Linked DNA regions of Homo sapiens: region 1 is linked to region 2. A link is an interaction called in ENCODE POLR2A ChIA-PET data of the cell type or tissue named here. Cell type or tissue: CD4-positive, alpha-beta T cell. All regions are shown on one strand. Links, peaks and the distances in the headings refer to the core of each region. The heading gives the core; the rest is flanking DNA. Region 1 overlaps UBR4 (ubiquitin protein ligase E3 component n-recognin 4). Region 2 overlaps UBR4 (ubiquitin protein ligase E3 component n-recognin 4).

Region 1 (15,503 bases), core at 3,089-8,088, 60 kb after region 2:
CAAACCTCCAACTGCAAGATTTATGGCTTTTTTCTAATATGTGGCCCTATTCTGCCTCCAGACATTATTTTCTAGAATTCTGCTATATACAAATTCTATATCACCCAGCTGCACAGTGACCCAGCCCTTTCTTTCTCACGTTTCCCAAATTCTTATAAAGTCCAGTCACTGCTCTACTCTCTCACACCTTGTCCACCATCTTCCTAATATAATGTTCTGTTTCAATGCCACACTGTCCTACTGGACCCATGAGTTTTCCCGTATAATCAACTGGCCATTACCTAGCCTTCATCTGCAGATATACAGCTGACCTTCTGTACTAAGTATGTGCCCCTGGATCTCTAGCTAATATGCTGATTCAAGAGGATGATGAAAATTAATTAAAGTCCTACTGACAATTTGGTTGCTAGTCTCACCTAATACACAATCTCATACAGATTAAGAATCTAGTTGCTGAATAAATCAATGGATTCACTTTCATAATTAGCAAATGGTCCTTGTCTCATTTTTATCTTCAGATTATTTGTAAGAAACCATATACCTATTTTTTTTAATGTGTGATTGGCATGTGTTACATATCTTAGCAGGTATCCAGAATATTGTCTTTTTCTTTTCTTAAAAACAAAATGTTTTTAAATACAAAAAAGGACCAAAAAAATTGTTTTAAAGAAAATAGCTGGACATGGTGGTGTGCCTATCATCCCAGCAATTCAGGAGACTAAGAAGGGAGGATTGGTTGAGCCCAGGAATTCAAAGATGCAGTGAGCTATGATCATACCACTGCAAACTAGCCTGGGCAACAGAGCTGAAGTGAGCTACTGTCCCCAGCCCAGAATATTTTCAAAGTAATACAAGTCTGGATGAAAGTACAGGGTCTAGGGTTGGGTGTGGTAGCTCACGTCTTTCAACACTTGGAGGCTGAGGCAGGAGTTCAAGACCAGCCAGGGAAACATAGCAAGACCTCATCTCTACAAAAAATTTAAAAATTAGCCAGACGTGGTGCCATGTGCCTGTAGTCCTGCCTCAGGAAGATCACTTGATCCCAGGAGTTCAAGGTTACAGTGAGCCATGATCATGCCACTGCACTCCAGCCTGAACAACAGAGCAAGTCCCTGTCTCTAAAAATAGAACGAATGAAAGAAAGTACGGGGTCTTACGTGAATTATAAATTATTGTCATTCTAAAAAGAACTCAAAGGAATGAGCTAACTGTTCTTCAGAATACCACGCATGTGTCTGTTAATAATTAGCCAAGCTAGGTGGGGACTACAAACGTTTAAGAATTGCTCAAAGATGAACAAGGTACAAGTGAGGAAAGGTGAGATGACAGCAGCAGTTCAATAGTTTGAACATAAAACATAAGACGGCTTTGTTTTGAGATGGATTAATATCTTCAGATTTGGAGAACATACAAGTGAATACACACACATGAAGAAAAAAGTCAACAAAATGAGCAGAGTCTAGACTTGGACCAAGATCACAGCAGAGTATTTTCAAACATCATTCATTCATTCATTTTGTTATTTTTTTTTTGAGCCTGGGACACTCTGTTGCCCAGGCTGGAGTGCAGTGGCACAATCACAGCTCCGTGCAGTCTTGACTTCCTGGGCTCAAGAGATCCTCCCACCTCAGCCTCCTGAGTAGCTGGTACCACTGGCGCATGCCATCATGCCAGGCTAATTTTTTTATTTTTTGTAGAGACAGGGTCTCCCTATGTTGCCCAGGCTGATCTCAAACTCCTAGGCTCAAAAGATCCTCCCACTTCAGCCTCCCAAAGTGCTGGGATTACAGGTTTAAGTCATCATACCCAACCTATTTTCAAACTCTTACACAGTACTCTTGAAACTTAAAAAAAAAAAAAAAAAAAAAAAAAATAAACACAGCACCAAAAACTGCAGTTTCCTTTTCTTTAGTGACTTAAAGTAAAATTCTGTTTTATTTAAAATAATTCATGTTTCAACCAAGCAAAAACTGAAAATAAAACCAAAATTTTTAAAAATAATTCATTAACCAATTATTTAATTAACTTATTCATGAAAAAAGGTTAATTTAAAACCACTATAGAGAATTCCATTGTCAATATGGCTAGGTTACCTAAATTCACCCTACTCCTAAAAACAAATGAAAATCCTAAGATATAACACCATTTTAGAAGCAGTGATGAGTCTCAAGAGATTTCAAAAAAAATCTAAAATACACTGGGCGTGGTGGCTCATGCCTGTAATCCTAGCACTTTGGGAGGCCAAGGTGGGCAGATCATCTGAGGTCAAAAGTTCAAGACCAGCCTGACCAACATGGAGAAACCCCATCTCTACTAAAAATACAAAATTAGCCGGGCGTGGTCACGCATGCCTGTAATCCTAGCTATTTGGGAGGCTGAGGCAGGAGAATCGCTTGAACCCGGGCGGCAGAGGTTGTAGTGAGCCAAGATCATGCCAATGCACTCCAGCCTGGGCAACAAGAGTGAAACTACGTCTGAAAAAACAAACAAACAAAAAAATCTACAAACACCCAGTATGTTCCCAACCATGGTAAAATTAAAATATAAACCAATAACAAAAAGATAACTAGAAAATTCCCAAATGTTTAGAAATTTAGTAACATACTTTTAAATATCCCATGGGCCAAAGACTAAATTACAACAGAATTTAGAAAATAATTTGAATTGAATAGCAATGAAAATACAGCATTATCAAAACACAACATTATCAAAATATGTGAGCTGCAGCCAAAGCAAGATTAAGATGGAATTTTAGAGAAAAATATATTGCTTCAAATATGGTTTTTTGTTTGTTTGTTTTTTTGAGACAGAGTCTCACTCTGTCACCCAGGCTGGAGTGCAGTGGCGTGATCTCGGCTCATAGCAACCTCCACCTCCCACATTCAAGTGATTCTCCTATCTCAGCCTCCCAAGTAGCTGGGATTACAGGTGCACGCCACCACACAAGGCTAATTTTTATATTTTTAGTAGAGACAGGGTTTTGCTATGTTGAGCAGGCTGGTTTTGAACTCCTGGCCTCAAGTGATCAGCCTGCCTCGGCCTCCCAAAGTGATGGGATTACAGGTGTGAGCCACTGGACCTGGCTGAATATGTATTTTTAAAGTAGGTTTAAAATACATATGATTAAATGATTTAGGTTTGTATCTCATGAGCCAGAAATAGAACAGGAACAATAGAACAATAACAACAAAAAAAAAGTAAAAAATGGTAAAAAAAAAAAAAAAAAAAAGTAAGTAAAAGAAAGGAAATAATAAAAAGCAGGAATAGAAAGCAGACATACAACAGAAAAAAACCAGAACCAAAAGCCAATTCTTTCAAATAAAGTTGATAACCCCTAGAGCAAGACTGACAAAGAATAAGTTACTATTGTCAGAAATGAAAAAAAGCAAATCACTACAGATTGTCAAGACATTAAAAAGATGAGAGAAAAATATATGAACAGGCTCACGCCAGTAAAACTGACAACTTTAATAAAATCAACAAATTCCTTGTAAAATACGATATACCAAAATTGAAACCAAAATAAATAAAAATAATTCTCTAGCATTTAAAGAATACACCTAATTTTAAATCTTCCCTTAAATAAAGTCCAGACTCAGATTACTTCACTGACTGGTGAACTTCTCTAAGAATTTATGGAAGAAATAATACTAATCTTATACAAACTCTTCTAGAGCAAGAGAAAAGGGGATCATGCCCTGACTTATTTTATGACGCCAGAATAATGTGAATACCAATCCCTGACAAAGACATCTCAAAGAAAAATTTTAAGCCTAAACTAAAAATTAGCAAATCAGGTCACATGATATAAAGGAAAATACATCATGACTAAATAGGCTTAATAATAGAAAAATCAATTAACGTAATCTATAACCTTAAACAAAATAAAGAAGAAAAACCATATAAGTGATTCAATACATGAAACACAAGAAACTGGAAATCTTGAAAAACCCATTTAAGATAAAAATCTCCCAGCAAACTAGGAACAAAATCTCCTTAATCTGATAAATATCCATAAAAAACCCTTGTGCTAACATCATACTTAATGAGAAAGTATTGAACCTTTACACCCTGAGTTTGGGAATGAGATAATGTTCATCATCATCACTTCTTTCAACATTGTACAAGAGGTCTTAGCCAACGCAATAAGGCAAGAAAAGAAAATTAAAAAGTATAAAGATTGGAACGAAAAAAGTTACACTGTTATTTGCAGGTGATAAGATTGTGGATACAGAAAATCCACTAGAATCTATCATTAGAATAAATAAATGAGCTGGGTGCAGTGGCTCACACATGTAATCCCAACACTGGGAGGCTGAGGCAGGAGGATCACTTGAGGCCAGGAGTTCAAAACCAGCTTGGGCAATAGTGAGATGCTGTCTCAACAAAAAAAAAAACTAGGCTGGGTACGGTGGCTCACACCTGTTATCCCAGCACTTTGGGAGGCCAAGGTGGGTGGATCACCTGAGGTTGGGGGTTCAAGACCAGCCTCGTCAACATGACAAAACTCTGTCTCTACTAAAAATACAATAATTAGCTGGGTGCCAGGTGTGGTGGCACATGCCTGTAATCCCAGCTACTCAGGAGGCTGAGGCTTGAGAATTGCTTGAACCTGGGAACTGGAGATTGCAGTGAGCTGAGATTGTACCACTGCACTCCAGCCTGGGCAAGAGAGTGAGACTCTGTCTCTAAAAAAAAAAAAAAAAAAAAAAAAAAAATTTAAAAACAGCTGGGCATGGTGGCAAGCACCTAGCTACTCAGGCAGGAGGATTCCTTGAGCCTAGGCATTTGAAGTTGCAATCAGCTATGATTGTGCCACTGCACACCAGCCTGGGCAACAGAGTGAGACTCTGTCTCAAAAATAAATAAATAAATAAAAATAAATAAAAATAGCTGGGCATGGTGGCATGTGCCTAGCTACTCAGAAGGCTGAGGCAAGAGGAGTCCTTGAGCCTAGGCATTCAAGGTTGCAGTTAGCTATGATTGTGCATACCAGCCTGGGCAGGTGAGACTGTCTTAAAAGAAAACAAAACAAGAAACAACAAGAATAAGTAAACTAAGAAAGATTATCAGATACATAGTCAAAATAAAAGTAATAATGAGCTCACTAGCAATTAAAAAGTTACTGGCCAAAGATGTAAGCAGAACTCAGAGACAAAGTTTAGGAAATCTGAAATTTGAAAAGTTAAGGCCAAGATGTTCTGAAGGCAACTTGACCTTCTGGCTGCCAGGACCTCACAGGGCATTTGGAATAGAAATAAAAGCAAAGGATCTTCCTCAAGTGGGGAAGGTCTTCATTTTTTTTTTTTTCTTTAGACCTCCTCTGTGGACAGTGGGGAAGGTCTTCAAAGAGAACCTCACAGAAGAACCACAGAAGGCTATACCCTCATTTTAAAAGTAAACTGTAATACATGACTTCCCTTCACACTCTTCCCTGCACCTGCACCCCCGACCCCACTCTAGCCTAGGAGCCTATAAGGAAAACTACCTAACTGAAATCTTAATACTGAGAAGAGGGGAGGAGAAAATGAATAGCTGCTGAGAATATAGTCCAGTTTATAGGTTTTTTTTTCCTTTTAATGCTTTTGTGTCCTATTCAATAAATCTTTGCCAAACCCAAGTTATGAAGACATTTTGTCTTTTAAAGGCAATAAAATGTTACTCTTTGTATTTACATCTATAATTCAACTGATTTTTGCATATAAGATCAAGTCAAGATTCATTTTATTCTATGTGCGTTTCCAGCTGACCCATTATTATTTATTGAAAAAACCCTCCTTTCCTCCATTGTACCTAAGTGTCACCTTTGTTATAAATCAGATGATCAGGTATGTGAGAAGCTGTTTCTGAACTCCAGCCCATTCCACTAATCTATTTGTCTATCTTCATACCATTATCACACTGTCTTAATTACCATAGCTTTATAATAAGCTATAATTCTATAAAGTCCTCTAAATTTATGAATTTTCTTCAATACTGCCTTGGCTAATCGACATAAATGTTAGTATCAACTTGTCAATTTTAACACATAACTCCAGCCAAAATTTATGACTAGGATTATATGGCTCTATATCAATTTGAAGACAATTATCTTCACAATGAGTCTTTCAATCCATAAACATGATGTAGTTCTTCACTTATTTAGGTCTTTAATTTCTCTTAGATTGTACAGTGTTCAGAGTAGAAGTCTTACATATCTTTCAAATTTATTCCTATTTGATGTTTTTTAATGCTACTCAAATAGATCAAGAAATTTATAAATAATTAAGCACAAGAAACACAAAAGAAAAAGAGATTCTAAGAGACATGAAGAAGAGAATATGATGGTCTCACATCTATTTAACTGAAATCCCAGAAAATAAGTGAAATAACAGAAAATAAGACAAAAAGAATATCTGATAAGATTAATAGATGAGATTTTTCCAAAATAAAAGACACTAGCCCACACATCCAAGAGTCCCAAAGACTACTAAGCAAAATAAATGTAAAGAAATAAATCACATATCCTGGTAAAACTGCAAAAATAATGACAAATGAAGATCTTAAAAGCAGCAGTAAAGACATTACTTTCAAAGAAGCAACAGTTAAAATAGGAGGTGATTTCTCATTGGAAATAACAAAAGCGAGGAAATAACAGAATACCATTTTCAACTGGGGAGGTCGGGGGTGCTGCCAACACAAAATTTTATACCCATCAAAAATACATCCCCAAATGTAAGTTCAATAAAGGTATTTCCAGACCAACAAAATCTGAGATAGTGTAAATCAGAAAACCTCCCTAAAGGAAAATCTAAATGATATCGTTTAGGAAAAAAATAATCCTGGATGGGAGGTCTCAGAGGCATAAAGAAATGTTAGGCACAGAAAATGGTAAACATATGAGTAAAACTTTAACAAACACTGACCTTATAAACTATAAAATCCTAAAGGCTTTAAGAAGACATTAAAAAAGTTAAAACACACAAAGGAGTAAAGTCTTCTAAGATCCTCATATTATTCAGGAAGAAGGTACAGCTATTAGTTAAATTTCATTTTGGATAAGGTAAGTATGCATGTTAAAATGCATAGTATAACCACTGAAAGATTAAAAACAGAGTAAACAACTTCCAAACTTGCAGAGTTGGAGGAAAAAAGGAAAGAAACAGGAAGAAAAAACTAGCAAGTCAACTCAAAAGAAGGCCACAAAGAAAAGGACACACATAGAACAAATAAGAAGCACAAAGTAATAACATACATCCATTCCAAATCTGTTAGCAATCAACATTAATTATAAATGAACTCAACTATATCAAATAGAAGACAAAAGCAGGCTGGATTTTAAATGTTTAAAGTAAATTTTTTAAAAAATCATAGAGACCAAATTAACTGAACATAAGGGAATTAACCTAGAAATCACATTAAGAAAAATGTTAGAAGATTTTTTTAAAACTCTATCAAAATATCATCTATTAACAGAACCAGAGAAATTCATCCAGAGATGTTAAGCGGCTTACGTTCAAGCAGTAGGATTCGGGGAACGTGGAAGGCACTCTTTGATGCCCCCTTTAAATGTCTCTGATGCCTGACTGCATCAGGCACCATTTTTTTTACCTGATAGAAATCATATAGTTCAAAATTCTGGGCCAGGTACAGTGGCTCACACCTGTAATCCCAGCACTTGGGGAGGTGGAGGTGAGTGGATCACTTGAGCTCAGGAGTTCCAGATCAGGCCTGGGCAACAGGGCAAAACTCCATCTCTACAAAAAATACAAAAATTGGCCGGGCGTGGTACCGCACACCTGTAGTCCCAGCAACTCGGGAGGCTGAGGTAGGAGAATCACCTGAGCCTGGGAGGTTGAGGCTGCAGTGAGCACTGTTCACACCACTGCACTCCAGCCAGGGTGACAGAGGGAGACAGTCTCGAAAAAAAAAAAAAAAATTCTGACTTACTATTTTTACACTAATGTAACAACTGCTGACCTCAACAAATTCAACAAACATTGTATCATGAGTCTTATTTTCAGGTTTTTCTTCTATTTCTCTAGTTATCTCTGGGTTAAGAATACATTCACTTCACCATCTAGTACTAAACCCCAACACAAAAATGGATTAGGATTTTATAGACCACTTTCAATTTCAAAATGCTCCACCACTGGTATTTCTAGCCATATGCATATATTTGCTATGTCTTATTTCTCCTTTACCTTACAAACATGCTGAACAAGGAGCGCTTCTAGGACACCTAATACGTATACCTAAATGTTGAGCCTCCAGCGGTGCCATTTGTAAAGAGGATGCCATATATTGAGTGTACAGATATTGATGAAACTGGAAAGATTTGAGTAAGGAAGACATGTTTTTATGACAATCACTTTACAGTTACTAAGATATTTAGAGGAGCCTTAAGAGAAATACCACTTTCTATTCTCTCCGTAATTAATATAATTCGAAGACAAAGACAGACCTAGAGCACTTCCTAAGACTTTAAACTGTTTCAGAAGTTTACACCTTTATATTTCAAAAGAAATATGCTGTTATCACTACTCTACCTCCTGCAATTGATCAGTCCTACTATTCCTGAAATAGTCTCAGATAGGCAAGCCTCTTAACTGTGAAGGACTAGGTCTTGACCTGTTGCTAGTGTGGACATCTCCTTCAGTTTCTCCTTCTCCTTCTCCCTCGGAGCCATCTCCCTCCTGGTGCCCAGTGGTGGTGCTGATGGCTCCAGTGCTTGAGCTGACACTTCCTGGTCCAGCCGGATGCCCCTCAGCTGTAGCATCGCCATAAGCACTGCTCCGGCCAGATACTAGAGGGAAATGGTTTAAAAAGCACAAATCAACTCCCAAAGCATGAAGGAACCCAGTGCATTCTAAAGCAGCAGCAATAGTTAAGACAGTAACTGACAGCATTAGACAATAACTGGTAGCATTTTTGTCTTATATGTAAAGCTAAGTAAGACCCCACAGCACTATGTTAAATCACTCTCACAGTAGCCATTCACCCTTCCCCAGTATGTAAGACCCACCTATATGAATGATCTTAATCTCAGATGCTAATACATTTCTATCTCATACTTCAGAGGAAACATACACTGATAGGGGAATCTAGAAATTATCAGCTGCTCTTCATCTCCTCTGTAAAAATTGTATCCAGTTGCTAACCACAGACTGATATGGAAGGTCAAACCAAAATGGCTTTGTCATGTTCCCTCATTCTAGAGCCCCACCTCATCAGCTAGTAGACTGTGGGGATGGTCTGCTATGTTAACACATCAGATCATTAACAATAAGATCGCTTAAAAAAAAACCCTTCCCCAAATAAATGAGGAGAAACCATAGGATAATGGGTTTCAAGGTCACATAATAACTGTTTTAGGCTAATCATGACTTATAATTATGCATATTATCGCAGTTTCAGAGAGGAAAAAAAAGACTTACGCATGTCATTGCTTTTTTTCCACTAACAGATAATTAGTAAATATCTGTAAAATATTTCAATACTAACCCCCTGAGCTTAAGCCACTAAACATTTGAAACTCGAAAACTGAGGCCAAATGAATTCCACAAGACTTTCAGAGAGTCCACAAGACTTTCAATGAGTCTCTATACCTTTTCTTTGCAAAAACCAACCCCAAGACCCAAGCAGAGATTCCTGTTTTGTCCCCACCCTCTGCCCAAGGAGACAGGACCCCCGCCATGGCACATTACCACTGTGCTCGCCAGCCACTGAGTCCACTGCACTGCCCCCGCTCTCCGAGCCCACACTACCACCGTGGTCAGCAGGAGAGGTCCGAAGGGTAGAACCATCTGTCGCTGCTGTACTGCCCTCGTCGTCTGAGGCTGGAGCTGAGAGAGTAACGAGAGCTGTTACAGGTTAAAAAACAAACAAACAAACAAACAAACAAAAAACAAAAAAAACCCCTCCTTGGGATGAAAGCATCAAACCACATAGTGCATAGGACACAATGCAGTTTATATATCCTGTCGTCAAAGAAAAAAGGGAGAGATTTGCTTTGCTGGTTAATCACTAACAGGAACAAACACTATACACGGTGCATTGCAAACAGTACTTAGACAGGAGTGAAGAAAACCCAGTTCACTGGGTATTTCCTTCACTGTTTTACATTACAGTGCAAGTAGAACAGTGCAGAGATTCAGTAAGAATCTGTGACATGGACGCTGAGTTTTCTAGCTAAAATGCTTCATGGTCACCATTGTTTAGGTGTTACTGACACCTGCTGAGAGATCTGAAACTAGCCATTACCATTCAAAGCATAGAACTCTGAATTTTAATGAGACTTGTTTTGAAATCAGTCAAGTTTTGCTTATGTTAGGAAATCACTTAGCATGAGCTCTTGAATCAACCCTGTTTTGGTTTTTTTAGCAAGTGGTCCAGAGGGGAGCTCATTGGGAAATTTCACACCTCCTAATCATCCTCATCAGATGCTAATAATGAAGCAAGGAAATTCCCCAGAGACAGCCACAGCATCCAGGATCAGGGCTGAGCTGAGACAGGAGGAAAATGCTGGATGAGATACATGGGGGAGGAAAGCCAAGACAGCCACAGAGCACAGCGGGAACACGACTGGCACAACACAACAGCAACCTCAGAGCCTGAAATGACAGCAACTAAAGAGACCTAAGAAAAGCAACAAGCCATGGCAGCAGGTGGGGCCAGCCGCTCTCTCCCTTTCTTAACTACCCAGGCTAAAACTTCCAAAAGAAAAGAAAAAAAACAAACACAAGGAAGCATCAGTCTAAAAAACTATAAATCAACCCTTAAATTACTCAGGGGTTGACCAGGTATCTCCATTTGGTCCAACTCTCTATTCAGGAAACATTTTTTTTTTTTTAATCAGATTAGGGAAAAGATTGAAAATAAAGAGAAGATGAGTTCTGGAGATTTGCTATAGATTTTAATTGTCCATAAAAACCCTCTCTCTCAAGCTCACAGATCCTGATGGTTGGTCACACTGAACAAGAATTCTGAAGTATAATCTAGCTTCTTATAGCTCTCCTTTTATTTGCAAATGAAGATAAAAAAGGTAAAAGGTATGAGTTCTATTTCTTGTCTCTCTTTTAATACTGTCTAAAATGTTAGAACTCTGACAAAGAACGCTGGAAGCTGAAGTGGAAGCCCTGTAGCTGATCAGCCTGCATGCCGCTCTCTCGGCTTTTCCGTGGGGAAGTAGCTGAAGCCAGGCAGCATGCAAAGTGTGAGGAAGCGGAGCTGTGCGCGGCGGGGCCGAGCCACAGCACTACACCCTCCACACCCATCTTTCTAAAGCCAAGGCAGAAGCAGGAAGTCCAGAATGGCCTGTCAAAGCAGCTGCCCATTACACTCTCACAGCAGTGGAAACAAGGCCTGAGGGTCCTGGGGCCCTGAGCCGTGCTCCTTGCTGTGGACAGTTACCTGATGCTGTGGTGTCAGAGAGGGTTCCTGCGTCCAGAGAGGAAGAGCTGGGTGCCTGGCCGGACAGTCCCAGGCTCTGCAGGCCCAGGGCACTGCTGCTGCTGCCTGGGAAACAAGTGGAGAGTGAGCACAACATCCCCTCCAGGTCCCATCCACAGCGCTGCTTTGGCCACCTGCTGCCCTCAAGAGTCTCCAAACACCAGCATGTGACCCCCTCTGGCCTAGAGGAAGTTAGCTAGCAGCCACTGCTGTCCACCCACCAAGTTCAGTTACAGAGATGGTGGAATGCTTCCTTCAGCTCAGGCAGGACACAGGCTGGAGGAATCTAAGATTCAAGAGGAAATAACCCAAACTGGCAGAAACTATGAGATTGGCACTCAGACTGAAATTCCCACCACATCCCTCTCACTCTCCACCTGTATCTCTGAACAGCTCTCACCCAGATCAACCTCTCCCCATATCTGGGGACAAACTAAGTCAGCTGGATATCAGTAACTGCCAAACCCTCTTTTCCTGTGCAAGGCCAATGGGCCGCTTTGTTCTTGGCATGGCCTTCTACCTTGTTGGTCCTGCTGCAGGCTCAGGGCAATGGCTAGTTCAACCATGGTCTCGTCATCTGCATCAGGTGGGATGTCCAGCATGGGGGGGAAGCCCTCTGCGCCTGCCAGCAGGGCCTCCAGGGGAGAGGGGTTGCCATTGTTGACATTTTCAGCTGTCTCCAGGACCATCGACTCAGACTGCAGAGAGAAAGCTCTGTCAGTGTCCCATGGTAAGTGGTAACTTTTGGAAGTCCACTGAATAAGAGCTAGAGGAGAGTTGTGAAGCTCCTCCTCCCCTTCTCCTGCTGCCAGAGACTCACCACCATCTCAAAATCTCCATGGTCCACCTCACTCTGTTCCTGGCTTTCCTGACGGATGTGACCACCATTCGGGATCCCTGATGACTGCATTTTCTCATCTGCATCATCATCGTCATCATCATCCTTGTCTCCTGAGTCAAAGAAACCCCAGTCACCTGAAGGTGCTTGCTTTCCTCCCTTGGCACATGGTGCCATAAGTCAGGTGGCAACAAAAACCCAAGACAAGCTACCAGCTAGCACCCTGGGCTTTAGCGGGAGAACTCCGGGGTGCTATGCCTGGCCTTGTTCTCTTACTTCTTGGACCTACAGCATCTGGGAAGATGGAGTTGGCTGCGACAGCTTGCCCCCCACAAAAATAAAATGTTCCAGCTGGTGAAGGAAACAAACTTGGATTCCAAAGGGATTTCCATAAAGGTGAGAGATCTAAAACCAGTAGGCCTCCCAAACTCACGCTAACTCTCAGGAGACCTTGGATAAGACAGGAAAAATCATATGATTGGGATCTTTACCTTTTGTCTGTCATGGCAGATTAGAATTTATTTCACTATTTTTTTCTAAAACAACTAGGTCAGTGAGATTTTCACACTACGTAATTACTATGAGAAGAACCAGAATTGAAGTGTAAAACCATTGACTGGAAACCAAGGACACCACTGCAGGTCCTGCCTGTGCCCACTTTTGTGTGAAGGTGAGAAGGCCTTCTAATAAGGAAGATGTCCAGGTGAGACTCCTAATTGTCAGAAGAGGATAGAGACCTCACCTTCCACTCGATGGATTGCTAAAGCTTGTAAATATGTCCGTTAGAAACATAAACTATCTCCACTCTAGGTTCTTGCTAGGGAAAAGAGCCACAAACTGCTGCCTAACCCAAAAGCTTAGGCAAGATAAATGATATGCAAGGAAGATTTTCTGAAAGTCACAAAGTTGTGTACAATCCTCTAGATGTGCACTGTCCACCAGCCACATGTGACTACTGAGCACTTAAAACATGGCTGTCTAAAAGGAGATGTGCCACTAGTGTAAAATACATTCTGGATTCCCAAAATGGTACCAAAACAGGCAAAATATTTCACTAATAAATTTTTTATATTGACAAGATGTAGATATAATATTTGATATACTGGATTAAATAATTAGTAAATCAATTTTACTTTTTACTCTTTATAATATTGCTATTAGAAAATTTAAAAGTACAGGCCGAGCAGTGGCTCGCGCCTATAATCCTAGCACTTTGGGAGGCCGAGGCGGGCGGATCATTTGAGGTCAGGAGTTCGAGACCAGCTTGGCCAACATGGTGAAACCCTGTCTCTACTAAAAATACAAAAATTAGCTGGGCACGGTGGCACGCGCCTATAATCCCAGCTACTAGGGAGGCAGAGATTGCAGTGAGCTGAGATGGCACCATTGCACTCTAGCCTTGGTGACACAGTGAGACTCTGAAAAAAGACGAGAGAGAGAGAGAAAGAAAGAAAGAGAAAAGAAAAAAAGAAAAGAAAAGAAAGAAGGAAGGGAAAGGAAAGGAAGGAAGGAAGAAAAAAGAAAGAAAGGAAGGAAGGAAGGAAGGAAAGAAAGGAAGGAAGGAAGGAAGGCAGGAAGGAAGGAAGGAAGGAAGGAAGAAAGAAAGAAAGAAAGAAAGAAAGAAAGAAAGAAAGAAAGAAAGAAAGAAAGAAAGAAAATTTAAAAGTACATAGTGACTTTCATTTGAAATTTACTTCTAAATCAAGCCAAGTAACCAGAATTATATAATTCTGTTATTCAGACACCTTTTAGAATTGCTTTTACTGAATCGTAAAATGTTATGCCCTTGACTGTATTGTGTATTGTGTATTGTGTACTGTGTATTGTGAGGGAAATTCCTGTGAAATTTGCTATCCAACTTATTGTAGGTAAGTCCACTAAGGATTCTGCCCCTTTGGCAACAAAATGGACATTTAATGAAGAGCTTCTATCCCAAGAAAAGTTATGTTTCTGTTTTGTCTTTGGTCACTGTGATTTTATTTTTGCTATGGCTCTTAGGAAGCTTTCAGCCAAATATAAGACCCTCGCTTACCAACCATGCAGGACCTTTGTGATGTGAATTTTCTGTATTTTGATTTTACTATGGTACTTTTATTTTCCCATGGCCTTTAATCTTTATTTTTATCCTACTTACTATATACATTTTGATGTGCCACCTAAATTCTTTATGGGGTGAGGTAGGATTAGAAAAAAGACAGATACATAAAGTCTCCAGGACCTTGGTCAACATGAGCAGCATGCCCAATGCTACTGTACCTCCCTCTCTCCCCTCCTCCCAAATACAGGCTTGAGCCTAAACCCAGACCTCATATTACCCATTGGAGTGTTGCTTCGAGGGGAAGAGGGTAAAGTCACATGTCTCCGTTTGTTCCTGGGCCTTAGGACTCGAATTAGAGCTTGTTTACAAGAGAAGCTCACAGCAGGATCCTGAGGTTTAAAAGGAAACTGTCACGCTTTGCTCTCATATTATTCATGAAACTCTCTATAAAACACTTTCCTTTCTTGGTCACTCACTCACATGCAAGTGGAATACCTCTCTACTCTCACCTGCAACCCAGCGGACCAAGTTCAGCAGGTTAAGTTAATCCCCGCTTCCTGTTCTGGCACACATTAAGAGCCATTCGCTAACCTCCTGTCTCTCAGTTCCTGGGGATGGACTGGCAGGTCATTTGCTCCTGAGGCCATTTTGGCCCCTTACAAATGGTTCTGGCTTTTTATCAGATGATCAAGCCCCCAGCGCACGTCTTAGCTCTGTGCTAAAATCAGTAGTTTTAACACTTAGCTTCTGTGAAAGGGTCACTGGAAATAGAAATCTTGATGTACTACTTTCATTCATGTGCTCATTTAAGTCACAATTCACCGAGTTACCTAGCACTTACTATGTAGCAAGCAGTAGGCTGTCCCTGGTGATTCAGCACTGAATAAGAAAGACTGAGCCCATCCCCTTTCCAAATCTTTCTCTTCCATGGAGTAAGATCTTAAAGCTTTTATTGATATTTGAAACTTCATTCCCTTCAGCTTCCTCTAAATATATTTTATTTCATTAGCTTAGCAAGCTAAAAACAATTTTCCAGATATTCCCTGGCTGCTGCGAGCTCTCTGGGATTGTAATGCTACGTACAGGACACAAGAGCATCTGCATGTAGATCTTGGATGCTGTGTTAATACAATCCAGCTCACAGGTACAGTAGCCATGGATGATGTCCACCAGAGCATTGACAGTAGCTTCAATATG
Region 2 (14,215 bases), core at 1-5,000:
CCTCCACTCCTGGAGCCCAGACCAGCCTCCACTCCTGCTGGAGCCCAGACCAGCCTCCACTCCTGCTGGAGACCAGTCCAGCCTCCACTCCTGCTGGAGACCAGTCCAGCCTCCACTCCTGCTGGAGCAGGCCAAAAGCACCCCCTGGAACCTGTCCCAGACCTCATGGCTGCCGTGTCAGCAGCTTGTCTGGGGCTATGGCAGAGCCACTGGAAGCACCCCTGTGCAGACACTAGGAAAAGCTCTACTAGTGAAAACAAGATGTGTTTGGGCTGGGGCCCACATCCTCTGAGGCCTTTGCAAGAAATAAAAAAATGCAGGGCAGACAAAAATAAGCAAACACTTTGTAATGAGCTTTGGTGACTCCACCTTTGCAGGCCAGAGCAGCAGGCCTCGGGTGGGCTTCTGAAGGCACCAGGTCCACTCTCGCTGCCCTGAGGTGTGATGACGGACGTGCTGAGCCTCCCTGAGCCACATGAAGCAGCGAGGCCGGCCTCTGCACAGGCGGCCCCATGCCACCAGCTCACCTGGCTGCTCCTCACGCTCCCTCCTTGCTTTGCTGTCTGGATGAGGCTGCTCCACTTTATTTCTCACAAGGAGGTGATGTAATAGCGAACAGACTCCTGAACACCTGAATCAGTCTCTCGGAGACCAGCAGAAAGTGGGCAACCACAGACACACAGCAGGAGCAAGCCTGAGGCATTCCCAGTATAAGGCAGAAGGGTGCCAAGACCAAGGGTCTCCATCGTCCTCACTGAACTCAGCTGGACTTCACCTGGGGCATGGGTGCCTTCCTTCAGACTAAAACAAGTTCACTAACAGTAAGAAAAGCTACTAGTTACTACACAGCAGGCAGATTAGCTCGTGGAAACCTCAGCACCCTCCCGCCACATAGATATTCCCATTTGACAGGTGAGGAGACTGTGGACACAGCAGGCAGTGGAGCTGGGATCTGAACAACAGAGTGAGTGCCTGGCCGCGCTTCAACCAGGCTGCTCCCCACCCTGGAGCCACGCCAGTCCCTCAGAAGCCCGGTGTCCCCAACACAAACACCAAAGTATGCTCGTGCAAGCCAGCACATGCATGCTCTGGCCTGCCAGGGCTTCCAGCTGGGCCCTTGCCACAAACGCCTTTGTCTCTCCAGCTTAGTCCAGGCACGACACTCATGGCTGCTTGTGGCTGTTCGGTCCGAGGCTCTGGGGAGGGATGTGAAATCCTGGCTGTGGAAGTCTACAGGAGCCCAGAGGCCACCCTCAGTCCCAGATGATCTGGCTTGAGGAGTGAGCCACAGAAACTGGACATCCAGACAGGAGAGGCCGACGTCAGTTGGCCGAGTGGCCCGCAAAGAACGAAAGGAGATGGGCATGAGCGAGCCCTCCCTCCCACGAGGTGAGCCTTCTCCCGAAGTCTGGGGAGAGGCCCTCGGGAGTCCTGCTGCCCACGTGTGTAGGGGAGCAGGTCTGAGGCCTCCAGGAGCGGCAGCCACAGTGGTCAGGACACAGCTTCGGAGGCACAAACCTGACAACTCCACAGCCCCTGGCTGGGAGCCCTTGGGCAAGCGGCTCTGGCTCATGGGCAAAGAGATTAGAAATAAGATACACTGGGTGCTTGGCAATGTCAATAGCAGCCACTCTCTTTATCCTGATCCTAAGTCTGCCCCAGGCCCTCTCTTAACATGACAACCCTGGAGAGAAGTCACCAAGGGATTCCCGATTCACAGCAGCATGAGAATGTCAAATGCTCCCCAGGCCTCTGTGGTCCAACAAGACTGTGCCCTACTCCGCGAGCCTTCCTTCAGCCGAGGGCTAGGAAAGCTCTGGGCTCCACGTGTCTTTGGGTTCCAGCTCTTAAGGCCAAAAAATTAAGAGCAAGGCATGGGCTTTGTTTTGGGAAAAATCAGAGCCATCCAATGTGGTGCCCCAACTTGCTGGCCAAGAATAGACAGGTTGCACTTAGCGCTGACAACAGGCCTGGAGACAGCGGGTCTGACATGAGTCTTCCCGGGCTGACGCCGGAAATGGCTGTGCATTCAAGGGAAACCATTTGGCCTGCGCCACTGAGGACGAGTTGAAGCAGCAGGCAACACCTTCCTTTTCAATGTGTGTTAAGTCACTTGTTTATTTCTCAAGATGTGCACACTCAAGTATGAAGCTGGCCGGGACAACTCATGGCTCCTAGGTATGTACAGGCCCTTTGATGGCTTGGGTTACAGACAACCTCATAGCTGGTGCACCACACACACGAGATAAAACAGGAAGCCTAAAAACCCCAAGCCACACCAAGAAAAATGAGAGAGGGGAGGGCGGGGTAACAATGCAGCATCCCGCGGAGGGAACTTAATGCACAAGGAGGGAGAACAGAGGGTGGAAGGCAAGCCAGCTTCGTCTTCGCCGCCGCAGCTGCTGTGTGGTGGTCAGGGGACTGAGTTCAACAGGTCCTTCAGGAAGCTCTCTGGATCGGTGATTTCTGATAAAAGACCTGCAAAGCACAACGGGCAGAGGTGTGTCAGGAGCAGGCATACAGCCCCCATTCCCCCTGAGTCACAGCTGCCGCATCTAGCAGAGAACACACTGCGGTCCGACAAGCTCTGGCCCGGCTGCTCACTGGACAGCAGCATGACCGGGGAGGTAGTCATTGAGCAAAACCCTGTTCCGCAGGAGGAGTCCTGTTCCAGAAGCAGGCACTGCTGGAAGGTGTTTTTGTTCTCACATTTGAATAGGGTGTGTCTGATGTTCTGAAATTTTCTAACAGCTTAAACAAAGTAATAAAGTGGTGCTGTCAAAACCTGACCTAGGAGTGGAAGGCACGGAGGCTCGCTGCCTGGCAAAGGCTCTGGCTCTCCCTGGCTGCAGGCCAGGGGTGCTTGCCAGCAGCTCAGGGCTGATGTGGAGCTCGAGCCCAAGGGACCCTCCTTCCTCTGCCCACCTCCTCCTCCTCTCACTAGCTCCAACTTCCACAGTCACAGTGACACAGGCTCATGCAACAGGCACAGGGCCCAGCACTGAGGACTTTACCAGCCCACCTGGTCCCAGGGCTGACTTTCTGGGAAGAACGCGAGGCATGTGCTAAGGTATGATGCTGGTGAAACATCTAGGCTGAAACAGAGCCAGTGGGAGCCGTAAAGAGGTGGTGGAGTTAACAAACACACAGAGGTGAGCAGTGTTAGCACAGGCCCGCCCAGACGCGGAGGCAGGCACCAGGTCGACGAAGACCATCCCAGCACAGAGCTTCCGCTGAGGACACTGCAAGGGGCAGCCAATGCGGAGGCACAGAGCTGTTTGGGAAAATCGGTCAGCTGGCTCTGAGCTGGGAAGAAAGAGGAATTCACACTGAGCAACACTCTAGCCCTTTAGTGGGTCTCATTCCCAGAGGATAACAAGATAGAGAAAATGTTAGCAGAGGCGTTCTCCTAACAGTGGGATCTGGGGGGAGTTTGTTTTCCTGCTTCTTTATACTTTACAAAATTCCCACAACGAATGCCATAAAAAAATGAAACAAGATCATAAAAAAGAGCTGGCAGGTTTGGTTACCTGTGCGTTGGCTCTGGGGAGCTGACCTTTGTAGGGCGGGTGCTCTGATGGGGGCTGTAATGCCGCGGCGCCCACAACCTCACAGGGCACTGTCTTTTAACCCTAGGTGGATTTCCCAGGCACGGGCCAAGTCACCTCCCCCTGCTGTCACTTGGTGCTTGGTTATGAAATACAAACCAATTCTAATGTGTTTGTTTGCAATTAGAATGACAAATTTGTTACACAAAGAATTTCAATTTTACTAGCAGTAGGATAAGGAATTGTCTGACCACGTCTCCCACACCCACAGTTCAGAGCGGCCCTGCTGGGTCGCCCATGCCTCCCTGGGGTCAACTGTGACCTAAGACGCAGGAGGAAGACAGGGGCATTCCAATTTGCATGTTAATTCTCTGAACTGCCATTAAAAAACAGACTCAAACAGGGATGCTATCACTTTCTAGCTATGTTCCCTTGGCCACTTATTTGATCTTCAGAGCCTCATTTACCCCATCTATAAAATGGGGATAACCAAAGCTCCTGCCTCATATAGGGCTGCCTCGAGGGCTGAGATCACATACAGTGAACAGCCCATGTCGGGGAAAGAGGGGGTGCTCAGTACATGTTAGAGCTGCTGTTCTCGTTATCGGTGACTTGCTATTTACGCATCTTTCCCAGGGCTTTCAGTGGCAGCTGACAGGCTGGTTCATACTGCGTTTCCTCTGGTCGTGAAGATAAAGCTACGGATGACCCACGGAGGAAGACATGGGGCTTTGCTGCGGAGGATCTTTAAAAGAGAAAACCTTGACACTAACCGGCCACATCGAGGAACTCTGAGAAGGTCTCCACTGGCATGAACTCCTCCTGGAAGGTTTTCAGGGCTTTGTCGGCAGCTTCGTAGATGGGCATGTCGTTGTGGCGGATGTACTCAGCGAGAGAGCAGGACCAGCCTCCCTCTGTGTTACTGGTAGGCACCTTCTACGAGAATCAACAGGAGACAAGAGAGGTGGGTGACTTACTGCTGCCTCATCTTCCGCCTCAAGTCAGTCAGGCCATTTCAACCCCTCAAAGGACAGCCCTCCCAACCTACACCAAAGCATACCAACAGGCACCCTAGAGCGTGCGTTTTGTCTCCAGGAACGACACAATTTCACTTCATTCCTCTTAGGCCCTCCTTATTAGGCACTGTGTCACCTGAAGCTACAGGCTCCAACAAGTGGCTGCATTCCCTCCCCGTACACTTCCCATTCGCATTCCCCAGAGCAAAGGGACTTGTCAATGTGCTTCCATGAGCTGTCTCATTCCGATGATGAAAGGAACCAACTCAAAAACTCAGATTCTCTCCGGAGAGGAGTGTCCTGTTATAAGCTGGCTGCGGTAAGTCAGACTCACTCAGGGCAACAGAGCTTATCCCAATAGCACGGCAAGAGCAGCAAAGAGAGACCCGGCGGGGAAGGTCTTCCTGCACAGCCGAGTCTGGAGCAGGCTCGGGAGCAGGTGACAGGAGTGATCTCAGCTACAAATGTGGGCCAGGCACAGTGGCCCATGCCTGTAATAGCAGCACTTTGGGAGGCCAAGGCAGGCGGATCACCTGAGGTCAGGAGTTTCAGACCAGCCTGACCAACATGGTTAAACCTCATCTCTACTAAAAAAACAAAATTAGCCGGGCGTGGTGGTGCCTGCCTGTAATCCCAGCTACTTGGGAGGCTGAGGCAGGAGAATCACTTGAACCCGGGATGCAGAGGTTGCAGTGAGCCGAGATCACGCCATTGCACTCCAGCCTGGGCAACAAGAACAAAACTCCGTCTCAAAAAAACCAAACCAAACCAAACCAAACAAAACCAAACAAAACAAATGTACCTCACAGACACAAGGCTCCAGGCTGCCAGTGTCAATCCCTCCCACAGTTGGGGTTGTTTGTTTCTAGGAAAAAAGCGCCCCCAGGCCCAGCGGAGGAGCAGCCATGTGGGTGCTGAGGCAGAGTCAGGGACAGGAGTGCAGACATTTTACACTCTTGCCAAAACCCACTGGGCCTCTGACAGCCTCCTTACCTTAAACATGTTGTAAATGAGATCGACGAGGGCCCAAAAGAGAAGGGAAGAACGGTAAGCGGAATAGTCCTTCACTGCCTTATCTGTCAGCCTGGAAAAGAAAATCCAGTTCCATCACATGAAGTCCCTAGGAGGATACTCACAAGGACAGAGCAAGGCATGCTGGGAGCAAGGGAAGAGTCACAGTGGTGTATGCATCTCGGAGTTCCAGCGACTAGCCTTCTGCTTGGAAAAAAGCAGCTGTGGGCAAGAACCTCTGGAGCCCTGGGACCCAGAAGTTTATTGGTTACAAAAATGCTCCATGAAATTCATCTGATTCTCTCAGTGCTCATCTTCCAGATCAGGGTAAAATGGAACCGGGGGAGACATCGCCAGGGCAGACGTGGCAAATGCAAGGCTAGTGACTTAAAGAAAGGCAAAGGATTCCTATGTATCCCTTGTGTTTGGGCCCCGACAAGCTCTTGGAATTTGATGGAACCTAATAAATGAGGTAGGAAACAAGGTTTTAATTCAGTCTTTACATTCCCACTAGGAGAAATTTCTTAAAAGCCAGCAGACCTAAACCAGTCAAACACGGTAACTTGTCAAACATGTGCTGTGTTAAATGGCAGCAAGCTGCTAGGAAGTTGGTATCAAGCAATGGTAATGTCTAAGATGGAGCATGCAGCCACCCTGACATCACCTAAATCCTGGGATAATCCAAGTTGCTCACCACACCCCATTGTTTCTAACCAGTATCGTTGCTACTTAATCCAATGATTCAGTTCAGGATTAAAGACCAGCCAGTTCCTTGGAATATGGGGAGCGACAGGCAGGGGGAGACTGCCTCTAACAATGTCCACTGCCTTCTCAGCAGAATTCTTGGTTTGAGGTTTGAGGAATGATTACACCAGGTAGAGCCAGTATGAAACACAGAAATATCAGGCTCCCCTCGGCACAGACAGTGAAATATCAGTGTCAGGATTCAGTTTCTACCACCCAAGCTCTACGGAGGTTTTGTTTGCCAACAGCCATCACATCTGTAATAAGTAAAGCCTAGGTGAGCCCTTGTCACAGAGTATTCTACACCTCAAAACACACTGGAACACATCCCATGACTAAAGGGACATATATTAAAATGTTTAGTATTAAAATGCATGGGTATATATAAGAATCATAAAAATAAGAAACATAGATGGTATTCATTATAGAAGCTAAAACTATATGGGCCTCAAGTGAAGGGGCTGCCTAGCATGAGACAGGCTATCCACACCTGCATTCAATAAATAACTCGCAAAAAACAAATAATATTAAATGGGGACAATTCCCTCTCTACTGAAATATGCTTCCTGTGGCCTCCCTCTGCCCCAGTACCTTCCCAAGCCCCCACTTTCTCTCCCGCATACGTGTGATGATGCTGCAGCCTAAAGTCCTGGAAGGTGGACCCGTGGATGAGGACAAGAATCCATTTCTCTGCAGCTCTTTACCCTGGCAGACAAGATAACAGATCAAGTTCTGACAGACGCCTGAGAATGTCCCAGGCTTTGTACTTGCAAGTTCCTGGCAGAGGAACTTTTTTTCTGAATGTCAAGTGTGCAGAAGAGGCCAGCTTCTGCTGAGCTACATTTCTGTGTCTCTGCTACTACCCCTTACCCCATGACTTACAGGACTTAGGACAAAGCCTGCCGCCAGTGAGGCTGCCCCAGCATCAGGATGATATCTCTACACGCCCTTCCAGCCGCGGTCTCTCCCCCATGGGTCTCCTCCCAGTATCGGGCTAACCCACAGTGCCTTTCCTAGTCTGCCTGATGAGTGCCGGGCTCACGGCCCCGGACCACGGCCGTATTTGGCCCTTTGCTGTGGCTGTTGTGCTTTGGTAAGCAGAAATCCTGAGTGACCCTGCCCAACTTAATTATTTAAGGCCAATTAGTAAAGGTGACGAAACTGCTACAGAGAAAACAGCAACTCATGAATGTAGTAGCTCACACTGGATTTCCTAATTAAGCTGTGACCAAATCAGCTTTTCCTGAACTGCCTGGGACAATAATGAATGCTAGTCTCCTAAGTGAGAGCAAAACAGCTCCTGTGGGTTCAGATTGCACACCCGCCATGGAGAGACTGTGCCCAATAAATGGCCACTCTATTTGCTGTGGATGCAGCATATGGATACTGGCCAAGCCTGACTTATCAACTTAGTATTCTCAAGATCTAACTTTTGATTTCCAGCAGCTAGTTAACTATTAATTCAGGCTCTTGGGAAATACTGGAAAGTGATATGTTAGGAATGGGGGCAGGGGTTACCTAGGAATCTAACAAGACGCCCCCTCCCACTCTCCAGTGATGATCTGGTACAGGCCAGATTCAACAGGACAGCTCCAATCTGGTCTCTCTGGGAGCGTGAAGTGCCCACAGACCAGCAACGCTTGATCAATCAGGGCTAATGGAAATAAAGACACCAGGTGTGCCAATGAGGGCACAGGCTATTTTCCACTTGGCTTGTCTTTATCACGGCCCTAAAAGTTTCTCTCTGCTCCCTGGATGGCCTACAAATGTGGACATGATCCCTCGAATCCTGGGCTAAAGCAGAATCACAAAAATCACAAACCCGATCTTCCAGAAATGAAGCAGAGGCACATTTCACTCGAGGGACAGAAGCAAAATGCCAAACCCAGAGCCTGCTCCGTAGCTCCCCAGGAAAGGTAGAGACTGTGTGGGGCCATTGGCAGCCTGAGTGGTACCCATGGGGTCTCCTCTGCGCACAGCAATCCATGGGGGTCCTCAAAGAGATGCTGTGGTGGCAGTTTCCAGCTGTTTCTCTTGAGACCATCTGTCCCAAATCACAGCCCAAGGTCATAAATCAAAGACCACTTCCTTTCTGACATGCTCTTTCTTGGGGAGGTGTCCACACGTATAGGAGAGTGGTCTAGAGGAAGAAAGGTTCATGGAATGTGGGACGCATGGGATAGGAATGTAACCAAGAAGAGAGAATGAAGACGAGTTTTTAATTATTAGAAAATACCCCATGTGGCCACACTGAAACTTTCCTGGCTTATGCCAACACCAGCAAGATGTGGAAAACCTGATTACTGTTCTTAGCCCTGATCATCTCATTGGTTTTATCACCCTGTGCCTGGCTGCCTTCCTAACATTTTCTACAGTAGGTAAGACTGGCTCTACCTTTCTAGTAGCGGAACAGAAAACCCAGAAATGACCAGGCAACCTGCCAGCCATCAGCTTAGACTCTTGACATGACAGACTGAGAAGGGAGAAGGGCTGGTGTCAACCACCGCAGTCACAAAGCATGCCTTCACCTAGCACGTGCGTACCACTAAGCAGCTTTTCAAAACTGATGATGGGAAATAGTGAGCAGCAGCTTCCGGAAGCAGGTACTGACCTGGTGGCTCCACCTGGAGCCACTGCCCGAGCCTGCGAGGTCACCAACAGCCTCCGCAAGATTTCCACACGTGTGGCTCTCCACTGCTCAGGGGGCAGGATGTGAAGGGCCAAGACTGTGAAATAGTAGGGCCCGTCCACTTCAAAGGCACTCTCCACCCACTTCTCCTTGGGCTGTTCCAGAAAGCCTTGGAGGTTCTTCTCTTCTCGGGAAGTTGCTCGGGTTCTAGAAGAAAAGCGGCATGATAAAATAAAAGCAGGGTGGAAGCAGGACCCGGCAGCAAGAGCAGGAAGAATTTGCTCAATTTGTCGTTGTCTTGTGACATTTGCTGAACGCTTGGATGACTCAACACTCCCCACCCATCCTTGCCGACTACTCCCACTTCCTCTGATAATCCACGCCCTTCGTCCCCTTCCAGGCCCTTCTTCGCGGCATCTTCCCTTCTTCCCTGGCCCCATGTCTAGCTCCTACCCCAGCTCTAATACAATTCCAAGCAACTACTGGTTCCTGAGCACCATATATCAGGGACGTTCACAATCTCCCCAACATGGAACTGTGCTAGTAACTCCAGAGGCCCAGAAAAGTGAAGTGACTTGCCCAAAGTCAGCAAGCTAGTGAGTGATGGGGCCAAAAACATGAATCAAGATTCCCTGGTGGGTCCACAGCCTGACTCCCCCTTGCTCCACATAGTCTTGTTATGTTATGTTTACATGGTTTGCACTAAATGTGCATGTGGTTCCTTTCCTAGGCTCCCTCTTCCGGTTTGTCTTCTTCTGATCTAGGATCCTCCCGCCTTCGTTAGAACAGCCTCTTCCAGATGAGCGCTGCTTCTTGTCCTCATGCGTCCTAAGTTGCAATGATGATGATGATGATGACCACACCAGACTCAGTGCCAGGCACTGCTCTAAGTGCTTTACGGGATTATTTCACTTAGTACTCACAAGAATGCTATGGGATAGTGCCACCACTATCCCAATTTTAAAGAAACAGAAAACTGCAGTACAGAGGAGGTAAGGATTCTGCCCAAGTCTCACATCGTGGAAAAAACTGTGTTCTGAAGCCAGGTAGCCTGTCCATCTTAACCCTACCTCCTTCTCCACGCTGAAGCTTTGACAAAAGGTCACGGAATCAGCACTGAGAGGTGACTTAAGTCCTTCCTGATGACACGCTTCTGGGTACACTCTCTCCTTAGATCCTGAATGGTGCTCTCATGCCATGAATGCTTGATGCCCTATCCTAACTCCATGGGGCACTGGTAGGGAGAGGTGGGGACAAACACAACACTAGAACCGGGAAAAAAAAGTTACCAGGTCTATAGGTGGCACTGGCACAGATGCTGGACTCTGGGAAAGCAGGAGGAGAGGGTGCAAGGACACCCTGCCTGCTTCTGCTGCCTGCAGATGGGCATGGATGGATACATTCAACTTGATCTTCCAGCCCTGTAGGGAATCTGAGGCTGTTGGCTGCTGCAGGATCTGCTCAGGCTCTGGTCTGGCTTACGGTGGCCATGCTGTGACATACTTGCCTCCATAAACAAATATTCCACCAAAGGCACTCAGCCCCACTGTGACCAAGCTCCCACCAATGTCAATTGGATAGCTGTCGACTGGGAAGCAGTCTGGGCCGAGAAGCAAGGCCTCTCTGTGAAGCTTCTGGGTCAGCCTCTGGCTGACCAAAGAAACTGTGAGACAGCCAATTCCCTTTCCAATGAAGGGACCTGACAATTACAAATGTCTGGCTTGTTCAGAAACATACTGACACCTAGTCACCCAGGGCTCTGTCCAGGGCCCCAGGAACACTGAGAAGGAGCGAAATTTGGACAGTGGGAAGGTCTGCGCCATCAGTGCTGCCAGGTGCTGCTCCCGCCAGTCTAAGCAGTTCAGCAGATGATGTAATGCACTCTGATGTCAACCTGCCCCTGCGTGTTTTAACAATGAAGCCTGTGGTCTCGAGGTCAGCCTTTTAACTCACAAGGAAATGGGAGGGAAGGAAAAGATAACATTGTTGAAGAGAAAGAACTAGAAAAGACAAGAGACAGATTGTCCTGTTGCCTAAACTGTGCTGCAGCTACCCGGGGTGAGCTGTACACAACCTTTCAACAGGGAACCGTAAGCCTCTTGCTAGGAGATGGGGCCTACAAGCATGAAACAGTGAATTAAATGGAAGAGCTAAAGGATAGTCAATCTCCTAATTTTTTTTTCTTTGAGACATGGTCTTGCTCTGTCACACAGGCTGGAGTGCAGTGGTGTGATCACGACTCACTGCAGCCTCAACCTCCTTGGCTCAAGCCATCCTCTCACCTCAGTCTCCCGAATAGCTGGGACTACAGGTGTGAGCCTGGCTAATTTAAAACAATTGTTTTTTTCATTAAGACAGAGTCTTGCTATGTTGCTTAGGCTGGGCTCAAGCAATCCTCTTACCTTGGCCTCCCAAGTGCTGGGATGACAGGCGTGAGCCACCGTGCCTGGCCTAAGTGCTTCTTTAAAATTACACTTCCAGGTACCAACCTAACTGTCCCATAATGTGCATATGGATAAAACTACCAATCTCTTTTTTTTCCTGGCTGCCTTCCTTGTCGGTTGACTTTCCCAGATAATCTTGAACATTCCCTTTCCCTTCACACTTGCCAGAAGCATTACCCACTGTAGAGAAAACAGGGATAACAAATCCAGTTTTCCATTTATGAACTGGGTCCTCAGCTCTGCTGCATCCCCTTGATGGGAAACCATCACCTGTAACAATCTATATGCCCTTGACTAATGATGTGGGCACAGCTCCGACCTGTGGCCTCCCCCCATTCAAGAGAACAGTCTGGAAAGTAGAAGTAGCCGCTGCATCGAAGTAGAGGCTTCAGTGGCCTGACTTTTCCCACTTCCTGCTCCCCTGTGAGCTGAACGTCAGTCCAAGGATGCGGTCTTGGGCTGCCCATGGTGGGAGACAGGGCAGTTTGGGGGAAGGAAGTTCCCTTTATTGCTTTTTCTGCATGGCCCTAAAAGAATGCAGATGAGCATCCCCACCTCGGCAAAAAGGCTGCCTTAGGCCAGACGCTTGCTCCGGAACTAGCATGAGAGGCTATGAAAAAGCTGAGGGGATCTCGGGCAGAGGGATGCAGGGTGGGTCTGCGAGATGCCGCCCCTGGGACACAGGGTACTGACGTGTTCAGGACGTAAAGCACAGTGTGAATGATGTACGGGATCAGGTGGATGTTGCTCTCCCGGCCGCCCCCGCCAGTGTCTGCGCTGAACGACTGCTCCATGGCGAAGCGCAGGAAGAGCAGTTTGATGTCATGGATGTTGAGCTGATACGTGGGCTCCCGCTGGCCTGTACATTCCTGGAGGTAAGTGTTGTGTCTAGAGGGAAGCAGAACAAACAATGAAATGGAAGTGAGTTCCTGGTGAAAACCCAGTTTGGGAGACAGAGCCTCCTTCCAGTACTCCCAGGCCTGATGGCTGCAAAGGTTTGCAAACGGAGACAAGAATACAAGGGAAAGTTGAGGCCAAGGCTGGGGCCAGCAGGACGACAAGGCCATAGGACGTTTTCATTTCTGCAGTGACTGAACGTGACACTCGCCAAGTTTTGATGAGAGCCCACCACTCTTGGGCGCCCATTTCTTAATGAACTAATGTTGTAGGACATACCGTGGCTGCATGTGGAGTACATTTTGGAGGAAGCAATGTAGAACTCATCCATTCTGACTGACAAAGTGACCTGTCCATAAGAATGAGCTCTTCAATCTCCAAATAAAAGGGTTTTTTGTTTTTGCTTTTGTTTTTCCTATGTCAATACACATTCCCATCTATCTGGGCTGTGCCTCTTATTAACTGGGTGACCTCGAGCAAGTTGCTCAAACTCTGCATCTCATCTGTACAATGTATACAAGAATACATGCCTGGCCGGGCACAGTGGCTCACACGTGTAATCCCAGCACTTTGAGAGGCCGAGGCAGGTGGATCACCTGAGGTCAGGAGTTCCAGACCAGCCTGGCCAACATGGCAAAACCCCGTCTCTACTAAAAATACAAAAATTAGCTGGGCATGGTGGCAGGCACCTGTAATTCCAGCTACTTGGGAGGCTGAGGCGGGAGAATCGCTTTAACCTGGGAGGCGGAGGCTGCAGTGAGCCAAGATCACGCCACTGCACTCCAGCCTGGGTGACAAGAGCAAAACCCTGTCTCAAAACAAAAGAATAGAGGTTAAGCATTTCAACATGCTCTCCATTGTCACTGCCAGCTGCCTGTTTTATGACAGGCATCTTTTTATCCCTGAGCTTTGAAATAGGACTTGGGGTGGGGCACCACTCCACAAGGCATCAGCAAGACATGAGGACCTCACAGATGCTTTAGCTATTCTTATCTGGGTTTTTAGGACCAGGAAGGCCTTCTAAGGAGCCCAACATCCCCCCTGCCACTAAGCCACTTTCGTATTTAAACCTCAGAGCCACACACTGTAGAAGTGAACTCAGAAATTCTGGCCTCAAGGACCAAGTTGGCCCCACATCTTCTGTCATAAGATCAGCAAAGGAATAGTGAAGACCCAGAAATTTCATCTGGTACCCTGGAAGCTAAGGGTGCTGGTTCCTCCCACCCTGTGGTGGGCCATGTCAGGTCACCCCTTGAGTAAGCCTCCATCCCCCACCCTGTATGCTCTGGACAGCTCCCCAGTCAGCAAGCAGACAGACATGGATTCCCAAGGAAGGTAACAGGAAATGGTGTCACCAGGGGATTGGGCTGATAGCGGGTCTTGTCCCATCCCCTGCAAATCCCCTCCATTCCACCATGAAAAATACTCAACACTCACCTTGCCAAGCAAGTGGCAAAAGCTGATTCAGGGACATGAGGTCCCCAGACCGGAAGGAGCCCGTTGCACTTGGTGTTGGCATTCTGCAGGGCGGCACTCTCCCACTCTTCCCGGCCTCGAGCCAACCTGGATAGGGAGGAGAGCAGGGACAAGCGACTGCTGGCATTAACGTGGCAACCAGGCACCTGGGCGGGGGGGCGGGGGTGGGGGTGGGGGCATGCCAACACTAAGAAGTCAGTCGGCCCAGGCTCCTGACCCTGCGAAGAGAATTTGCTATTTGTAGCCTCAATGTGGTACACACTGGCTTTGCTGACTCAGGTAGGCAGGGCTGTTCTCACTAGCCTTGGGCCCAGGCCAAAGCATATTTTCCTATCATTCAAATAACTGCTTGGGGACCTATATGGTGTCAGGCAGAACACCCTACTCTCCAGAGACTAAGGAGCAGATTTAAAACCACGAGGATGGCAGTCCCACCCGCTCCAGGCCCAC

The links. ChIA-PET counts read pairs that join two places held together with the same protein. Peaks named below come from ENCODE experiments on the same cell type or tissue, not always from the same donor. Only the 100,000 strongest peaks of a DNase experiment are listed, where the experiment ranks them.
Region 1: POLR2A ChIA-PET joins it to region 2 with 5 read pairs; 4 of 35 experiments call an interaction of 5 or more read pairs at or near these places.

What each region holds. Positions count from the first base shown.
Region 1 is chr1:19,129,397-19,144,899 of GRCh38, forward strand. It overlaps UBR4 (ubiquitin protein ligase E3 component n-recognin 4), which reads right to left. Exons shown (of 106, transcript NM_020765.3): 54 at 15,390-15,503; 55 at 14,584-14,695; 56 at 12,251-12,381; 57 at 11,951-12,128; 58 at 11,392-11,496; 59 at 9,687-9,824; 60 at 8,611-8,785. Among named protein-coding and RNA genes, the nearest start is that of UBR4, 73 kb to the right of the region's middle. RefSeq lists an enhancer at 9,977-10,726. In CD4-positive, alpha-beta T cell, for the core only: no CTCF peak of the experiment used is centred there; no DNase peak of the experiment used is centred there.
Region 2 is chr1:19,072,419-19,086,633 of GRCh38, forward strand. It overlaps UBR4 (ubiquitin protein ligase E3 component n-recognin 4), which reads right to left. Exons shown (of 106, transcript NM_020765.3): 101 at 13,727-13,852; 102 at 12,086-12,280; 103 at 8,931-9,155; 104 at 5,558-5,648; 105 at 4,322-4,484; 106 at 2,092-2,478. The coding sequence ends at 2,414. Among named protein-coding and RNA genes, the nearest start is that of IFFO2, 120 kb to the left of the region's middle. RefSeq lists a silencer at 4,986-5,154 and an enhancer at 8,677-9,876. In CD4-positive, alpha-beta T cell, for the core only: no CTCF peak of the experiment used is centred there; a DNase peak (open chromatin) is centred at 2,233; H3K4me3 peaks cover 620 bases; H3K27ac peaks cover 1,268 bases.